Linked DNA regions of Homo sapiens: region 2 is linked to region 1. A link is a loop called in an ENCODE intact Hi-C map of the cell type or tissue named here. Cell type or tissue: Caco-2. All regions are shown on one strand. Links, peaks and the distances in the headings refer to the core of each region. The heading gives the core; the rest is flanking DNA.

Region 1 (5,000 bases), core at 1-5,000:
CTAGGCTACAGCGGCATTTGATCTTTATCCTGGTATGAAACATCTCTAAAGATCTCCCATTATCTTAGAGATATTTTCCAATTCTGACAAAGTCTCAAAGTTGGCATAAATTGTTAAAATACTATACCTTTTTTTGGAGGTTGAAGAATATTGTTCCCTCCTGTGCTTCCAAAAAGTTCTGGAAAGTTGTACCTAGGACTTAAATAAAATCTTAGTTTTCCACTGTCTTTTAAATTTGAGATGTATGCTCACAGAAAAAAAAAAAAAAACAACTGGACTTTAAAATTGCTTAGGACAGTCACTTCAAGTGACACCCGCCTTTGTGTTAGTCTGTGAATTCAATTCTGCTTTGTGATTCTTGAAAGTTAAACAGCCAGTCCTCAGGACTTATATATTCATTTTAAAGGCAATCTTAAATAGAAGTGTATCACACTGAAAATTACCATTTCCTTGGAGATTGATTCTGAATGTTTAAATTTCTGCAGTAACTTTAATCTTAGTCTAGATTTCAAGAGGCATTCCCTGGCTAGGAAAGCCAATACAAGTGGCTTTATCGATTATTTTCAGGTAATGGACTTCAGGACAATAAAATAATTCCATTAAAGCAAGTAGAATTGACAGCGTATTAATTTATTTTTACAGCATTTATTGAGAACTTTATGCACAGCACTGAATGAGATTCTGTGTAAGGATTCAAAGATGAAAAAGATGAAATCACTGCTCCTAAGGAGTTTGTAATTTAGCATGCAGGCAGAAGACAAGAATATGAATGTTTCTGGTTCAAGATAGTGTTAAATAAGTGCCATGGGAGCTTCTAAGCTCCCATGTGTGGTTCAAAGCAGAGAGAAAAAGAGTGCCCCAAGAAAGGCATCATGGAGGATGGTCCCTAAAGACTTGGTATGGTTAGGGTAGTATGGCAGTCAAAGGAAGCCTTCCAAATGAGGAAACAAACCAAGCAAAGGTTGAAAAGTGTGGCAGTCACTTAATGGTTTTCATCAACAGCACTTTGCACATTTGTCTGTTATTAGCATTTAGCCCATGATGTTATAATAATATGTTTAAATGTATGTCTCTATGACTATTCATTAATTCAACATATATTTCTATTGTCATATGCTGTGCACTGTCCTAGGTGCTAGAGATATAGCAGTGACCAAAACAGATTCCTGCCCTTATGTAGCTTATATTCTAGTTGGGGGAAGACAGACAATATAAACACAAGTAAATTATATAATATATTCAAAGAGTACAGAGTAGGAAGTAAACTAAATTAGGGTAAGGGAATGGAGAATGTTAGTGGGTCAGATTTTAAATTGCTTAATCAGAACAGGTCTCACCACAAAGATAGCATCTGAACAAAGACAAAGGAAATGAAGGAGCAAGCTATAGGAATATCAAAAGGAAGAACATTCTAGACTAAGAAAAGAGCAAGAACAAAGGCCATAAAGCAAGAGAATGCCACGTTGAGAATTACCTGTAAAAAGACAAGGATGAAATTAGGGAGGCCAGTTAGGAGGTTGTTGTTATAAGGGAGAAATGCAGGTGACTTAGACCGGTCACCTGCAGGTTATAATAAATTGTCTGATTCTGTTTATATTCTGAAGGTAGAAACAGCATAACTGCTGAGCAGTTGGATGTGGAGTTTGGAAGAAGATAATGAGTCAGTGTGGGTGACTGCAAAGTCCTGGGCCTCAACCACTTGAAGGATGTATGGAGTGGTCATTAACTGGGAGAGTGAAAAATTATGAGTAGGGCTGGTTTGGGTGAGGGAAAGAGACTTGAAGATCATGGAGTGATCTAGAAGGCAAGGAAAATGTTTTGTGTATTCCTGTTTACATCTCTGCCAGCATTATAATTAGCCCATAATTGGCACTAAAATTATTGAATAAATCAAAGAATATATAAGCTAATCTTGTACCCTTCCATAGATCAAAGCAGTTTAAGGATAAGTTTTCACAATTTGAGTCACACACCTTTACCAAAAGTCCTTGAAAACTGTATACAGGAATACATACTAGTTCAAGTAAAAATTTCTCCAGTTCTACCCTCAAATAGAGGACTATTTCAGATTCTTGAGTAAAGGTGGATTGTGTAACAACTTTCTCAAGCCATGGCTCCTCCTTGCTTTTTATGATCCCTGGTGTCCACAATTTGAAGCTCTACCCTGAAGCTCTATCCTGAAATACATTTGCCCTCTGTTCTGCCTTCATAGTGACACAACTTTAAGTTCATGGCTCTTTTACTATCCTTGTGGAATGGCATCTTTTTATTGTCTCTGCTAAAGTTCCCTTCTGCGAAGAGACTTTCCTTTAATAGGACTACATTACTGCATTGTCCCCACTTTGCTCGGCTGGTAGCCATTCCCTTTTACTTAGAACTCTTCTACTGTCACTTTTGACTAATACCACTGCTTATGGCAGGCAGTCCATGTTCTTTTCCCAAGGTTCTGGATATACCTAGTGCTCACTTGGCAGAGCCCACCCGTGTGCCAAAGACTCTGGTGGCCCCATTACTCAGCTGGTTAGTTGTTACCACTTGGCAGTCCTCATGACCTTTGCTGATATAACTTTCTGCTGAACTTTTGTTCTCTGCTAAGCCTCCTGTTTTCTTCTGAAGTAGTGTGTACCATGGCTAAATCTCCTTGACTTGTTTGCACAGGGATAAGGCTTGTCTCAGTATTTTGGCTGTAAAATGCTATCCTGAAAGGATGGCAATAAGCAATCTTTACATTCCACTGATAAGGGAATATCGTTCTCTCACTGACTGGCCTCTTATATTGGGTTAACTAGAATAGACTACAGGAGGTGTGACATTGTAAGTGAACCTGGGGTGAGGCACAGGGCAGACAACTCCAGCAAGGCATGGAATGGATCCTGTTTTGCCTTCCCCTTAACTGAGAGGCAGCCACCTAACCTATGTGGTAAATGCCTTTCCTCCAAGGTTAGGTTCCCTTAGAGCCCTCTTCATTCACTTTGTGGAATACAGAGAGCCAAATACAAATGGGCTTAGTTACAATATGTTTATACTTCAAAGTTGTCTCTCAGGTATTTGACAATCCTCTCCCTCACTAGCCTCATTCATCTTGGAAATAGAAGGAGATTCCTAGATATCATTGAACATTTTGAGGTAAAATGAATCATAAAAGAGCATATATATCAAATATATTTTCTATGGCAATACTGAAGCCCAGATAGGTTAAGTGTTCTGCTCAGAGTCTTTTATCTGTTTAATGGCAAACCTTAAACTAGACCCAGGCCTCCCGAGTCCAGTACCCTTTTCATTATACTGTTGGTAAGACTGTGACTTTAGGCACTGAATGGCATAATGAAATCACACAGTTTTGCATGCCTTATAGAAGGAGGGCACTCTGAACATTGTCAGTTGAGTAATAACTGCCTATATTTTCAGGGACGTAACAAATCCTGGAAGAGCCGCACTTACCACTTGTAGATTTCCATGGTTATATTTCTCCATACATGCTGTCATTTAAATGTTGTTTTTCTTCTCTTCTCAAAGATCTTCAGTTTAGATCTTGGAGGCATATCAACTGTGGTTCTAAATGGCTATGATGTAGTAAAGGAATGCCTTGTTCATCAAAGCGAAATTTTTGCAGACAGACCATGCCTTCCTTTATTCATGAAGATGACAAAAATGGGAGGTATGTTTATTTGCACCTATTTAGTGATTTACTAAGATATTTTAAATCACATTCCTTATTTTAAGTTTTAGTGCATACAGTTGGGATTATTTTATACTGATTAATAAGAAACTATTTATTTACAGAACCTAGTATTTGAGGACCTTTCAGGCTGTACTACACGCATATTTTAGACCAGTACATTGCTAATTCTATTGTGGTCCAGCTCTAATAAGTATTATAAATAATGTTTTAAAGAATCAACACCTAATAACATCTGCAGGTTTTGTGAAACAAGTTAGGAATAAACACATACTTCCACTTGAATCCGAAGTGCCCTTTTGAACCTAGTCTTGAGTACTTGGTGACATTTTTACTATCATTTTACTTATAAGCTTACAGAACTTGAAGCAGCTTTTTTGACTACTAATCACTGTGATTAGTAAGTATAGAGTTGCATGGTTTGTGTAAAGGACTAGCATTCTGTATGGTTTAGTATTGATCAGTGTTGGGGATTCCATATTCAACAAGGGGGAAAGACTGAAAGTTGACAAAATCGGTAAGAAGAAAGCAGCAACAGACAGCCTAAAATAGAATGTTCAGATCACATACAGTGGTTTTAATAGTTAATAGTATAAGAATTTTTACTAAAGTTGTGTCCTAAATTCTCTGAGTTTCACATTTAATTTCAAATAAAAATTTAACAATATCTTGCTTACATAGGCAAAAACTAAAGACATTGGTTGAAAAGGCAAAAATTAAAATCCTATATTACATCACAAAGGAAATGAACTAATGCAGAGAAAGCACAAATTGTAAAAGACTGAATTCTCAGGCCAGAGTATAATGATACTTGAAAGCAGTAATATAAATAAAAAACAAACAATTAGACCAAAGAAGCAGCCACAATTATAATAGACCTTTAAAAAGATGATGAAAATGAAAGATGATGCAATCACAGTAATATTTGAGAAAAGTATATATTTTTCAAAGCTGTAAATTTATTGTTTAGACTGTTTTTATCATAAAGCATTCAACTTAAGATTTTTAAAAACCAGGTAGAAAATTATGTGTTTTTTTATTTCTTTTTTTAATTTTTATTTTTTTAAATTATTATTATACTTTAAGTTTTAGGGTACAGGTGCACAATTTGCAGGTTAGTTACATATGTATACATGTGCCATGCTGGTATGCTGCACCCATTAACTCGTCATTTAGCATTAGGTATATCTCCTAATGCTATCCCTCCCCCTCCCCCCACCCCACAACAGTCCCCAGAGTGTGATGTTCCCCTTCCTGTGTCCATGTGTTCTCATTGTTCAGTTCCCACCTATGAGTGAGAATATGCGGTGTTTGGTTTTTT
Region 2 (9,631 bases), core at 2,649-7,648, 300 kb after region 1:
TATATATATATCTTCCCTAATGCACCTCAAATTCTACCATGGAAAAACAAAAAGGAAAAGGAAAATACATAGTATCCCAAGTGGTTAAGTGCTATGGGGAAAAAGAAAGTAGAAAAGGAGAAAGAATATTTAACTTCACATTTTTAAATAGGGATGCAGGGATTCCTCACAGAAAAGTTGACACATAAGCAAAGAAAGACCTGAAGGAGGTGAGGAAATAAGCCATGCAGAAATCTAGGAGAAGAGAATTCTAGGCAGAAACAGCAAGTGCAATGGCCCTGGGGCAAGAGCATGCTTGATTTATTCAAGAAAGAGTAAGAAGGGTGAATGCCTAAAGGAGGGTAAGTAAAAGGAAGGGTAGTAAGAAGTGAAGTGCCAGAAGATGTAAGGATAAGCAAAGGTCTGGAATAAAATTCCTCCAGGCAGATAGAACAGCAGCTGCAAAGGCCTTGAGTCAGAACCAGGGCGTGGTTGGCCTATTCAAGCAACAGAAAAATGGCTTATAGAGCTGGAGTAGACTGAGCAAGGGGAAGCATACAGATGAAGTCTGAGAACTTTCTGGGTCAGATCACATAAAGCCTTATTATAGGCCAGTATAAAGAATGTATATTTTTTCTAAATACATTAAAAAATAATTGGCTATAATTGCGATTATTGTGATTCATGAGACACTCGTATGCTAAACAGATGGAGAAATGCTGTTTCAAAGCCAATTTTAATGAACACTCTTGTCCATCCTTCCTATCAATCTATCCCCATGTGTTGTGGATTATGTCACAGTAGGACTATAGTAAGAACTTGATAATGGGTCTCCAAACTCTGTTTTTTCTTTCTTAAGTTACAGTTGGATTTCTGAGGTCACTCAGAAATCACTCCCCTTCTCAAAAATTTGCATTGTTTTTTTACTTGTAGGATCAAGTCCATACCCAGCAGCTATCAAGGATTTCAAGGTCTCTCCCTACATCTCCCTCCACCTACTCCTGTTAGAGGTGTTGAAATTGTGCTGTAAATGTACGTGCATGGTTATAGCTCCACCATTTAGTTCATGCCATTCCCTCAGCCCAAATTCTTCTTTCCCTCATTCTTTGCCTGTTGAAAGTTTTCTTTTCATTCAAAACCAGCAGAGCGCCTATTCCTTTCTGAAGTTTTTCCTGATATTCCCAGGCAGAGTCACTCACTCATTCCTTCAACCATGTACCTGTTGGTGTCACTTGTACCTCAGTTTGGTGTGTTTGTCAGATTGCATTTCTGCAGACTTAGTTGTTGTCACATCTCTTACTTTCATTAGATTGTAAGCACATTAAAGGCAAGGGCTGTATTTTCATCATATCTTCTAGAAGTACTACCTAACACAATTGCCAGTACAGAGTAGATGCTCAATAAGTTGCTGATTAAATTAAATTTCAGAGGAAGTAATGTGATAAACACCTTTAGGTAAAGCACTGAGACACAAAAAGAAGAAAATGGCTATGCTGTCAGGGAGTATATAAATCAATAATGGTAGCTTCCATTTATTGAGTCCTAACTATGGTATTGGCACTGTTCATATAGTATGCCATTTAACACTCATAGCAACCCAGTGAAGTAGGTGTTATAACCCCTAGTTTAAGAATGAAATTAAGTAACTTAAACAAGTTCATAGAATAAATAATAGGATTCAAACTTAGGTCCCTCCAGTTTCCAAGCCTGTGCTCTTTCACTATACATGATGTCAGCTGGGATCTAGCCAGGAAAAAAAAAGACAAAAAAAAAAAACAGGTCTTTCAGAGGAAGGGAAATTGTTTCAACAGAGGATTCATTATGCAGATGAATGGAGCAGTGAAGAAGTCGAAAAGGGAATGGTGAAGTAATTCACAGATTAGCAAAATTGGGAAGTTATTCTCCTTGTTGCAAGGGTGACACTGGGAGGAGCAGTTGTCACCAGAGCCCAGAAGCCTTGGCTGTCAGACAGAAGGAGCAAAAACCACCAGGAGAACTGCCTGAGTAGATCTGGGAGAAAGAAGGGAGAGGCTGTCCAGAGGGACACCGCCAGATTCCAAAGGACACAGGGAACAGAGTGAGAAATGGCCTGGCTTCTCTCTTCCCGTTTCCAGTCCTCCTGTGGTGCCTCTCATTGCTTTAACCTATCAAGAATGAAAGAACAAGACAGCCTGTGAGAGGCAGCAACAGAGAAGAGCAGGGAAAGGGTGGGAATGGATCTGAGACTAGTGTCAGCAAGCTACCTTTCTACCTGAAATGAAAAGAATATAAATTAAATAGCATTTAATTTGGGGCTATGATGAATGGCAAAGATATTAAGTAAATTCAAAAGAAAGAGATTGAGAGGCCGAGGCAGGCGGATCACGAGGTCAGGAGATCGAGACCATCCTGGCCAACATAGTGGAACCCTGTCTCTACTAAAAATACAAAAAATTTGCTCAGAATGGTGGCATGCACCTGTAATCCCAGCTACTAAGGAGGCTGAGGCAGGAGAATGGCTTGAATCTGGAAAGCAGAGGTTTCAGTGAGCCGAGATCGTGCCACTGCACTCCAGCCTGGTGACAGAGCAAGACTCCATCTAAAAAAAAAAGAAAGAAAGAAAGAAAGAGAGATTGATGATGGCTGCAGTAGCAAGGGAGAGATTCTTCGGTGGGGGAAAGTTATACCAATTCCTAAAAAAAGGTAGACTTTCTATGGGTGAAAAGAAGAGGGTAGGTAGGTATTCCACACAGAAAAAACTACCTAAGTATTTTCCCTTGGGCAAAGAATACTATTCATTCTTTTTAAATGTCTTTTTATTTGGGGATAAAATAGAATACCTATCATATATGTGTACAGTATAAAGAATAATGAAAAACAAACACCCACATGCATACTACCCTGGCTCAGGGAGTAACACATCATTTATCTGCATTTCCTTTTTTTTTTTGAGACAGAGTCTCACTTGGTCGCCCAGGCTGGAGTACAATGGCACGATCTCGGCTCACTGCAGCCTCTGCCTCCCGGGTTCAAGTGATTCTCCTGCCTTAGCCTCCCAAGTAGCTGGGATTACAGACATGCGCCACCATGCCCAGCTAATTTTTGTATTTTTAGTAGAGATGGTGTTTCACCATGTTGGCCAGGCTGCTCTCGAATTCCTGGCCTCAAGTAGTCCTCCAGCCTCGGCCTCCCAAAGTGCCAGGATTACCGGTGTGAGCCACCACACCTGGTCCAATTTACTTTTAAATGTATCAAAAAATAAGTGGATTAGTAGACAGAGGGATGTTAACAGATGGATAGATATGTGGTAATAAAATGTTACTAAATGGATAGGCATGAATAATAAAATGCTAATGGTAGAATCCAGGTGGCAAGATTGTAAATTTTTTCAACTGTCTTGTCTGTTTGAAAATTTTCTCAATAAAATACTGAGAAGAGAAATCCCATGCCTGAAAGATTCTAATTTAATTGGTTGTATTTGGGTCTGGACACCAGATTTTTTTTTTCTGACCACTGCAATGAAGTCTTGCAGTGGAGGGAAGAGATTGGGCTCAGCACCCCAAAACTGTTCAAGAGCTCTCTGGATAGATTCCAATGTGCAGCCAGGTTTCAGGGCTACTGCACTGCAATATGCCATGGGATCACAGAGCTAGCATGAGCAGAACAGAGAATGGGATAAGTAGGAGGGGCGAATAAAAGAGGGGCAAATTTCTGTCTGCCTATCAGAGATGAGGCCTCCAGGCTAGACTTTTATGTGCTTTCTGTGTCGGAATGGGTGGATCAACTGCATGTGAAAGAGGCAAGAGAGGTTTAGCAATTCAGCAGGGGTTACTGAGAACATAGGCTTAGCTAGGGTTCTCTGAAGTTCTTAAAAGGGGACTCAAAAGTTTATATTTAATGTAAACTTTTAATTTGGCAATGACTCATCCTTCACAATGTTTCCTATAGCTTTAAATAAGGTCATCTATTCATTCAGAATAATACTTTTAGCATGTTATCTCCCTTGAGAAGTATAACATCCACTTTCAACATATATATAGAGAGAGATGCATTTCTATGTTTTATTTTTTTAATTCATTTTTATGGAGATGAAGAAAGAGACCTGTTCAGAAAGAAGGGAAGCAGAAAGAAAATGTTATACCTTTGGCAGCCTTGGACTCCTGGGTCAGCAGAAAAGGAACAAGAGAAAGCTAGGCCTGGATAGTATAGGAACAAGCAATCGAGCCTAGTGTCAGGCTTGGAAATTTGACAATTCCAAAGAAGCATGTATAACCCAATTAATCAGTAAAGAGAGTAATTGATGCTTCCCAGAAAATGGATTTCTATACTGCCTAATCTGCAGTAACATGAATATCTTCTATAACCCTTCCCCTATCTCCAGTTATTTTAAAATCTTACTCTGAGGGTTACTGTAGTGTATAAGGTTGTTTGTCTCTACAGTAAATGATTCCAGTCCCTTTAACCATGTGAAAGGAGACAGGAACACTAGCATCTGATCCTCGTCATGGGACCCCAGCCTGTCTTACTACAATTGCCAGCTGGAGACAGAACAGGGCCTAAGGGCAAAGGCAGAATGGCATATGAGGAAGAGAACCAAAGGTCAGTCACAGAACAGCTGTGTCACAGGTGAGATCTAAAGGAAAACTGCGGGACTAAAAGCAGGAAGCAAACAGAAGTTCAGGAGCCAGAGGAATGCAAGAACATATCAGGAAGGGGGATATGAGACAGGAATAGAATCAGGGCTTTGGCCATGAATGAGGCCAGGGTACCTCAAGCTCATTCTTGTTGAGAGCTTGCCCTGTGGTGCTTGGGTAAGCAGGAAAGAGTTAGGCAGTGCAGGTTGGGACAGTCTTTAAAAAAAAAAAAAAAAAAAACAAAAAACAAAAAAAACACTCCAAACCATATTATCACATAGCCTATTAACTGACACTTATTTTGATGCCTCTGAGCCATCCGGAAGAGGCTAAATGTGGTATCTTCCACTTAAAAAGTAAGGGAAATATGTGAAATATTTTAGAAAAGCCTGCGAATAGCGTGGTTTAAAAACAAAAAGAGAGGTCCTTTTACCTCTGAAGGGATAACTTTTAGCTGCCAGGAAAATTCACATATGTATAATCCCACATTGCCTCCATAAATCTAGGTAGCTATGGCAGTGATTCAGAAAAGTGAAGGCATCGCTTTTTGACTTTGAATGTCTCCATTTCTCCCAGCTGGTATGACAGTGATTTTCCTTTCTCCCTTATTTTGGAGTTGTAAGGTATATTAACATTCTTACATAGCTTTGATCCAATATAGAATTTTTTTAAAAAACTTTCAAAGAAGGACTTTATGGACTGGCATTAGCCACGTGCTTATTTGCTGTGTCCAGGGGGCTGTGACACTGTAATTGGCTCTGCTGGGGATAATCACTCCCTAGGAGACAGATGAGGTTAGGGTAGGAGGGTATGAGCCCTGAAGCCATGTGGAGTAGTAAAGGAGTCCCCCAAGTGAAAAGAGGCTGCCGTTTTCAGAAGCAGGGGTGTGGGAAAAATACTGAGCAGATATCTACCACAACCTAACAGGTGCACACAAGTAATGAGTGAAATAGCAGGGACTTTAACTTATGTTTGCCTATTTTTAAACGTCTACTTTTCTCCTAATGTTGTGTCTCCTTTGCTGGGGAAAACTTTTATAATTGCTGCCTAACTCCTGTTGTTTCACTCTGTCTGCCCTCTCTCCTACCCTGCTTTTACCCCCAGCCTGGAGTCCACTTGGGTGGAAATGCAGCATATAATGAGCCCAAAGTTAATCATCTGCAGGTTTGCCCTGATAAGTCACAGTATGTTTGCTGCACTCCTTCCAAGAGTCAACAGCAGCTTTGGGGATGTGCTGAGAGTGGCTTATGGCATTCTGAGCGCTGGCCCAGATGGGAGGCAGTGTGTTGGGGAGTCTATCTGAACGCCACCATCTGGAATGCCTCTGTTGCCCTGAAGGCACTCGTCTGCATCTCCAGTGTACACGGCTTAGAGATGCCAAAAATTGAGCCAAGTTCACTGGATGTACAAACGGCCTGACGTCAATGGAATTTATTCATAATTTAGGCCTCATGTGTGATGTACTGTCTGAACTCAATGATCTGTCAAAACAATCAGGGAAGAAGAGGAGAAGGAAGAAGAAAAGGTGGAGGAAAACAAAGAGGAAGAAGAGAAGTGAAAGGTAGAAGAAACAGCAGAGAAGAAGAAGAGGAAATTAGGACAGGGCCAGGAGCTGTAGCAGCACAGGTTCAGCTTTTGGCTCCTGGGGCCAATGGTCCCTGTAAGTTTGTTGAAAGCATCAGTGCCAAATAAAACATGGCCTTTTAAAGCACCGAATTACGTGAGCGCAGAGCTGTTAAAATCAGTGTAGCAAAAATCCAGCTGGGTTTGGCCGTCGCCACAAAGTACAAAATGATGATCATTTGTACTGCCAAGACCCAGGGTTCTCCAGATGTGGTGGACTGAGCAGAGTTACTTGGATATACATTCAGTTGCCCATTCTTTAAAATAAGGAATCTGCTATTAAGAAGTGTATGAGGCTGGGAGCAGTGGCTCACGCCTGTAATCCTAACACTTTGGGAAGCCGAGATGGGTGGATCACTTGAGGTCAGGAGTTTGAAACCAACCTGGCCAACATGGTGAAACCCCATCTCTACTAAAAAGTACAAAAAAAAAAAAAAAAATTAGCTGGGCCTGTTGGCGTGTGCCTGTAATCCCAGCTACTTGGGAGGCTGAGGCAGGAGAATTGTTTGAACCTGGGAGGCAGAGGTTGCAGTGAGCCAAGATGGCGCCACTATACTCCAGCGTGGTGATAGAGTGAGACTCCATCTCAAAAAAAAAGAAAAGGAAGAAATGTATGAAGTGGATATTTGCTAGGGGTTTTTTGGTTGTTGTTGTTGTTGTTGTTTTGTTTTTGCTTGCCCTGTGTCCAGAGGTGGATTATATTGTGAAACTAACAAAGCTTAAGCTTCAGAAGCCTTCAGTTGCATGGGAGGTGCTGGGAGTTATGGAGTATTCTAGGTGGGGAGAGAAAGCCAGGTTACAATCAACAAGCATTTATATATTAGCATTTCTGGTAAATTGTCTAAATCGATCTAAGAAGTAAAGAACCTAAATCTCCAAGAGTTCAATAATTTGTTGGGATTTATTTTCTCATTCTAAATAAAACCAACTTTTATACCTGTTTTTAAATTTGTATTTTTTTTAATTAAAGAAGACCCCAAAATTATAAGGCTTTCAGTTCCATAAAATCTGAATCTATCCCTATCTGCCTCAATTGCCTTTCTTCTGCAGATCAAGGTAACCAAACCTTGATTTGCCTTTGTGGAAAGGTTTTCTGCTCACTCAGCAGTAGACACATGATCCAGGTTCAGGAATAAGTACGTGATCCAATTTGGGCTAATAAGAATCAGGGGCAAAGTTTTTGCTGGACCTTCTACTGGGGTTATTAAGTTGAAAGTTACTAAGTTGTGTGGAAATGCAAGTGTGGCATTGCCAACAACCATCTTGCTTCTATAAGAGGAAACTGCCTGCGAATAAAATTCGTATAGAAGAAAGCAGAGCTAAGGGATATAAAGAAGCCAAGTCTTAATAATGTGACTTTGCAACCCTGAAACAATACTGAAGTTACTACAGATAATCCTGGGCTTTTCAGACAGACAAATCAATAAAAACCTCTTTTTTTCTTAAGCTATTTTGAGTTGGGTTCTGGCAGTTGCAACTGAGTCTTGACTAATACAGGTCCTTATATGCTGGAAAAATAATTATTATTATTTCAACTCAGAAGGTGATTTTTTTAGTGTATTTGCCTCTGAATAGTTATAACATAGATAACACTTACTGATCACTCTTATTAAGGGTTTTACTCATATTAGCCCATCTGAATCTCAAAAGCAACCTCATGAAGTATGTACTGGTATTATCATATCCATTTTACTAAAGAGGAAATCGAAGGCACATAGAAGTTAATTAACTTGTCTAATTGGTGTACACTTTGGTTTTAGACCTTGGATTCCTAACTGTTACACTGTGCTGCTTGAGCCAACTGATTCAGATGATACTAACATCCTTTTAAGAAAAGCTCTCATACCAAGACTTCATTAGAGGTTGCCAGCCTATGAATTATATGCCCTTAGAACAAATGCAAGGGTGGGCAATGTAGTTCACTTTCGTCAGAATTGGCTGAGAATGACAGCTACCAAGAATATAGTAGACTATTCACCAGCCAATATATGTACACCAGCCAATGGGACCCAACATCAAATCCCTCTTTTCTTATTTGGGAACTTTCTAAAGGTTCTCTCATATGTGTTTCCCTTTGTCCTCTTTCCCTCGATTCATCCCATAACTACATAGCTCCCTGGTGTCAGTATGACACTTTCTATCTGTAGTTCATCTGTCATTCCTATCACTCCTGATGTGTTGCCACTGGTATTAAGGGGAATCCCAACACGATTCCACTTCAGTAGTTTCCATGCTGAAGATGGGAGAATGAACTGAGGGCTCCTAATCTTCTTAAACAACCCCCATTATGCCTCCAAACTGGATAATCTCTCAGTTTCCTACAATTCCCTCTTCTTGTGCCTCTTCCAGACTTACTCCCTTGTGTTCTTCTCTGCCTATGGCTCCAGTCTGACAGGCTTAAGATCTAAAGCCTGGATCCCACTATCACCAAACCAAGTATGTATTTCAGACTTGAAGCCATAATGATCTGATCCTTTCATTTTTCAGCAAATGTTTATTAAGCACTTACTAGGCACTGGAGATTTAGGGATGAGTATGACACAGTTTTATCTTTCTAGAAGCTCTCAAAGTACTGGACTCAGGGGAAGTTAAGATGGGACACAAGGCCAACAGTTCCTATGAATGGAGTGACTTAGAATCACAGCAGAGGCAGATGCCAACTTATTGAAGAGAATAAGGAGGCTTTTTAATGCAGGACAGAAGATGGAGTGGCAGGAAAAGTGGTCTTGAGGTGTAGCAGGAATTATCCAGCAGAGAATAGCATTCCAAGCAGATGGAACAGCATGTTCAAGGCTAGGAAGGCAATAAAGGATAAGACGTGTTTGAGAAATAGCAAGAATTTTAGTATGGCAGGAGCAGACAGTCTTTGAGGGAGAGTGGTGAGAGATGATTCTAAAATAGTAGGTAGAAGCCAGCTTGTGAAATCCTTGTGTGTTGTGTTCTGGAATCTGAAAATCATCCATTATTCATAGACAGCCAATGAGATCTCAAGCGAGAGTGACATGATTACATTTGTATTGCAGACAGATCACATGAGCAACAGTGTCGCTCTCTTGTAGTAATCAGATCTTTCTTTCCAGCCCTGCTCTTTGGATTTGAGGTTCTTCAGATCAACCCAATTTGTGGCCTCCATTATCACTGCAGACAGATTTTTCTCTCCCTTTCCTCAGCACACAATCAGTGTACCTTGAAGTTCCCTCTTACCCATCCATCAGCCTGGGAATGGCATTTCCTCAGAGAAGCAATTCTCAAACACATGTGGGTGTGTAGCTTGTAGGAAGGATATATCATGTTCACTTGGAGGGCATTTTCAAAGTACATGTGCCTTTGCATCACATGCCCCTCTTGCTCTGAAATTCTAATAGGCCAAAGGTTTGAGGGGGGTTTCTAGGGGAACTAGCATTTTGTAAAAGTTT

What was found. Peaks named below come from ENCODE experiments on the same cell type or tissue, not always from the same donor. Only the 100,000 strongest peaks of a DNase experiment are listed, where the experiment ranks them.
Region 2: it touches region 1 in a loop (4-fold over the local background); 6 of 110 quality-filtered maps call a loop at or near these places.

Annotation. Positions count from the first base shown.
Region 1 is chr11:14,884,434-14,889,433 of GRCh38, reverse strand. CYP2R1 (cytochrome P450 family 2 subfamily R member 1) reads left to right here. Exons shown (of 5, transcript NM_024514.5): 2 at 3,517-3,658. It also overlaps a transcript of PDE3B not described here. Among named protein-coding and RNA genes, the nearest start is that of CYP2R1, 5.3 kb to the left of the region's middle. In Caco-2, for the core only: no CTCF peak of the experiment used is centred there; a DNase peak (open chromatin) is centred at 2,823.
Region 2 is chr11:14,579,709-14,589,339 of GRCh38, reverse strand. It overlaps a transcript of PSMA1 not described here. Among named protein-coding and RNA genes, the nearest start is that of PDE3B, 59 kb to the left of the region's middle. In Caco-2, for the core only: no CTCF peak of the experiment used is centred there; DNase peaks (open chromatin) are centred at 4,539 and 5,829.